Regions from separate parts of the Homo sapiens genome. Here region 1 is linked to region 2. The links are chromatin loops, found by intact Hi-C in ENCODE. Cell type or tissue: Calu3. All regions are shown on one strand.

Region 1 (2,500 bases), 240 kb before region 2:
TTTCTAGTTATGCAGTTTGAAGTTAGTGGTTTCTGATTGATTAAGTTTAAATTTTATCTCTCTCTAAGTTAGTTACAAGGAAGGCATTCAAGTTAGATTTAGGTTGCTTATATTGGATCTCAGGGCACTGAAGCTGCCTCAGGTGAATTGCCTCCTATTTAGTTATTTTAGCAATGTTTATTGACAGATAAATGAATAAACAAAGTGTGATATGTCCACACAGTGGAATATTATTCAGCCTTTTAAATAAACAAGGGCAAATTTTTATTTCTTCATTGAAATGTTAAAATTATGATGCCAAAATGAAAACCTCTGTAGTTTTGATAATGTTAATATTAAAAAACACCTCCAAAAATCAATGGAAGATCTTTTGTGTAAGGAGGTGTTAAGCCTTTATGACGAAAAAGGGAAAAGAGCTGCACTCAAATGTTTAGTGGCCAGATTAGCAAATGACTAATACTTAACTTTTTTGTATGTAAAATTTGTAGCTAAACTTCTTGGTAAATTGAGGTTTTAAAATCAGGGAGAAGGACTTCTGCTTCTGGAAAGATGGAGTAGACATCTTTTTTTTCCTATTTCTTCTACTAAGTTCAACTAAAAACTCTGGACATTACATATAAAACAAACATAAGAAGACATTGAAGGTAGAAAAAGAAGACAGACTAGCTAGCAAACTCTGGATTCAAGGAACAACATTCTGGTAAGTTACTTGGGTTTTTTCTTTGCCTCATATATCTCAGTTGAAGAAGCTGGCAATCGGCAAACACCAACAGATACAGAAAATAAGAGACCCATAAAAGGCCATTTTTTCTAGCCAAAGTACCAGGAAAGGAACAACCTAGCAAGACAAAAATCTTTTATACGGTAAATGCTTTATTCTAGCCATCTACCACAGAAAAGAACTGTGGCTCCACACTTACCAGTAAGGGTGGGGAAAGTAGACTTCCACATTTTCTAGGCACCTAATTCCTCCCTTGTGGTGTCAGAGAAGGCCAATTAGAAAGCCAGGACTTTCATCCTTATTGGGTAGATAATAAGCCATCTCCCTCCCCTTGATGTCAGTGGTGACTACTTGTGGATGTAGAATTTCTATCCATCATAAGGTGACCTCCACCCACTCCTGACTGGAGTGATATCAGAGGAAGTTAAATAGAGAATCAGGATTGCCATCAACGCCAGTGCTAATAAGACCCCTCCATTCTGGTGTAAGCAGAGGCTCTGTGGGAAGCAGTTAAAAGGCACTCCTATCCCTTCCAGACAAGGCGATGTTCAGTGGAGGCCTACTGGAGAGCTACAACTCCATCCTTTTCCTGCAGCAATGAGGAATCTTCCTACCCTCAGGTGTCAATGCATGTAATTGTGGAACCTGTGCTTCTATCCTCACCTGGCAGTAGGTGGTGCTCACATCTTTCCATGCTAGAATGGTGTCAAAATAAGACAGCTAAACAGAAAGATTAAATAAGAACAAGAGTTCCATAAAACACCCAAAATATCCAGGTTTCAATTGAAAAACACTCATTATGGCAAGGATCAGAAAGATCTCAAAAATGAAAAAAAGGCAATCAACAGATGCCAAAACAGAGATGACAACAATGTTAGAAATATCTGACAAGATTTTAAAAGTCATCATAAAAATTTTTCATGAGCAATTTATAAACATATTAGAGAAAAAATCAGAATGTCTCAGAAAAAAGAAAAATCTCAACAGTAATATAGAAGATATAAATAAGAACCAAATGGAAATTTTAGAACTAAAAAATACCATAATTATAAAAAAACTCAATGAATGGGCTCAAAAAATTGAATAGAATGGAAAGAAGAGTCAGTGGACTTCAAGATAGAAAAAAGAAATTACTTAATCTGTAAAACAAATCAGACAGAAAAAAATAGAGCTTTAGGAACCTGTATGTGGAGGCTAAAGCAACTTCATCTTGGAGGCTAATCCACCATGTTGACATCTGATTAACCCCTATTCTAGGAAGGCCTCTAAGATTTCCAGTATGTCTTTTGTTTCTTGGCAAAGAGCACTTACTTACTGTAAATCCTGCTCTTAGGTCAAAACAACCTTGATGTTATTGTACTTCAATTGTCCTACACATCCCTTCGGAATGTAGGAGGTTCCAACACCTGGTCTCGCCACAGCCCAAAACACAGACATGGCTTCTATCTGTAGGCCCTTATTAAACATGTATTTCTGAGAAACTGGATATGCCAGCCTCTTTCTTTGGCCTCTCAACTTCCTTGGACTTTGAGGATAGGCTTGTATAGGATAGGCCCACCATGGAACACTGTGAAACTATAATAAAGTTCTGACTCTCATGCCATCTACATCTGGAAGAAAGATAAAAAAGGGAGAGAATAAAAAGGTACTCAAAGAAATAATGACTGAAAACTTCCCAAATTTGGCATAAGGCACAATCCTATAGATTCAAGAAGCTGAGTGAACTCCCAAAAGAAAAAAACAAAGGACATGCCAAGAAACATGTGGTCAAACTTCTGA
Region 2 (2,500 bases):
ATTTATTCCATTCATATGGCTCCCTTTTTTGACTTGATGTGGTCTCTGATTTGGTAATCTGGGACACTCATATATTTACAGTTTATCAATGGCAACAAAACATATTAATCTATTAATGTGCTCACACTGTTATTTTCCGACCCACTTGATAAAGATAATTTTATCCTTGAGACTTCAATTTCTCACCCTTACTTAGCCTCTAAGGAGAGTTTCACTCTATCTGACATTCTGTGATGCAGAATTGGGAGAATGATAAAATAAAGGCTGAAGAAAAAGTGGACTGGAAACAAAAGACGTTGCAGTTGTGGTTCAGGGAGGAGGAGAATGGTAAATAAAGAGTGAATGTTTGGAAGAGTGCTATGCCAAATAGCTGAGTGAATTACAGAGTTGGAAAAGTGGATCTAAAAAGTGAAATAAGAATTTGTTAATTGTCTTTAATTTGATGTTTCATTGAAGGTTAGAACTAACGTAGTCACCTTTAATCGTTTTTCTGTTGATTGGACATCATACTAACAACTTCTTGTTAACAAGAAGTTAAATTCAGATATTTATTTCCAAAAGGGATGATGAGTCTCAATATTTTCAGTATCCATCTTACTTTGCAGTGTCAGACCAGAGAACTTATCCTAATGATGATTTCAGGAGCTCACCTATAGGAGCATTCCAGAAAGAAAAAAGTATGCTTTGTTTGAAAGATTATCAGAGAATCAGTGATTTCACGAAAAAATTAAGATAAGTCAACATAGATTGCAAAGACTATAGAAATGACAGAGAAGGAGAGAGGCTATTGGATAGGGATGAAATTTGGTTCAAACAATTGAAAAAGCTTCACGATCAAATTTAACTAGATTGTTGTTTGTTTCTGTTGTTTGTACACAGCAGAAATATAACTGTTGAAAAGCTCAGTGTACCACAATTATCGTCTTAACCATCTCTCTAATATTCATAAGTACATGTGACACTTTTTAGTCACAGAAATTGACAGTGGAAATTTTAATATTAACTTCTTTTCCCTGGTGAGATAATGGTAGAATTTACTTTGAAGTACAAGGTGTATACAAAGTAATTATTCTCATTTGGCTGACAATGAAATGCAGGCATTGAAAACACTAAATGACTCACCTAAGTGAGCTTTCAATTGAATTTATGTCTTTTGATTTCATGCCATTATGTGCAGACTTACTAGACTGGTATACTGGGAGGCCAGCCAATCTTTCGTGAGTAGTAGAATCTGGAATGCAAGAGTTAGACATTCAAAAAAGATGAGAGCCTCAGTGAAGAGAAAATAATGAAGAAAATGTAAGGATGATTGAAAGGCAAGAAAATCTAAGTTTGTACCTACACATACTACAACAGAATAAGGCTAGCTAAAAGATTTGACGACTGTAATTTATGAAGACCACCAAATAACACAGACATTGCAACATAGATAGTAACATAGATCAATGTCTGGTTGGCCAAGCAGGTGGACCTTTGTATATGTATATGTGTGTCTACCTTTGTTGCTTGTACTGCTGTTTGTATTTCATAATTTGATCGTGTCTAAAATTTAAGGGACATTAAAAGTCTATGTAGTTTAACATGCATTGAGGAAATAAAAATTGGATATTATTTCTTCTCACTTTTTCTTTTAAAAAGAAACAGAAGTGCTTCTAAAGATAGTAGTTAAAAAATTCTCTCAATCTTTTTAATGCTAAAAAAGCATTAAAAACTTCAAAAGATTAGTGCATCAGAGTTTCTTCTGCAATGAGTTTAAAATAAATTTGTAATTACAAGTGTGTAAAAATATATGAACAGAAAATAAAAGTATGGTGCTGGAAATATTCCAATATTTAAAAATCTACAATCTTCAGTTCACTGCAGAAGCCATTAGACAGCAATGGTGGAGCAGCAGCATATAAATTAAAAGAACATTTGACTGGGAGTCAGAGAACATGGAATTTAGTCTCTCTTCTCCTGCCAAAGGGTATGTGAATGACCCCAAGTCCCTCATAGCAAATGATGGGGTTGGACTAGGTCAGTATTTCTTAATCTATGTCCTGGGGAACACTTATTTAAAAAATGCAAATGAGGGTTTCAGATAATTTTGTATGTTCCCATAATGAAAAAAAAGCTATTTTAAATAAAATTAATTTAGACACTATAGATTAGGGTTTGCAAACTATGACTTGCAGGCTAACCCCAGGTCATACATTTTTTTATTTTTGTAAATACATTTTTATTAAAAGTCAGCCATGTCCATTTTTTGTTTATTTTATGTTATTTTTATTTTATTTTATTTTATTTTATTTTATTTTATTTTATTTTTTGAGACGGAGTTTCGCTCTTGTTGCCCAGGCTGGAGTGCAATGGCGTGATCTTGGCTCACTGCAACCTCCCACTTACTGGTTCAAGCAATTATCCTGCCTCAGTCTCCTTAGTAGCTGGGATTAGAGGTGCCTGCAACCATGCCTGGCTAATTTTTTGTATTTTTTAGTAGAGAGAGTTTTTCACCATGTTG

The links. Hi-C counts contacts between places; a loop is a spot of excess contacts. Peaks named below come from ENCODE experiments on the same cell type or tissue, not always from the same donor. Only the 100,000 strongest peaks of a DNase experiment are listed, where the experiment ranks them.
Region 1: it touches region 2 in a loop (2.6-fold over the local background); 3 of 110 quality-filtered maps call a loop at or near these places.

What each region holds. Positions count from the first base shown.
Region 1 is chr4:141,859,793-141,862,292 of GRCh38, forward strand. No RefSeq gene overlaps it. Among named protein-coding and RNA genes, the nearest start is that of IL15, 220 kb to the left of the region's middle. In Calu3, no CTCF peak of the experiment used is centred here; a DNase peak (open chromatin) is centred at 1,379.
Region 2 is chr4:142,094,963-142,097,462 of GRCh38, forward strand. All of the region lies in intron 23 of INPP4B (inositol polyphosphate-4-phosphatase type II B), which reads right to left. Among named protein-coding and RNA genes, the nearest start is that of IL15, 460 kb to the left of the region's middle. In Calu3, no CTCF peak of the experiment used is centred here; a DNase peak (open chromatin) is centred at 1,209.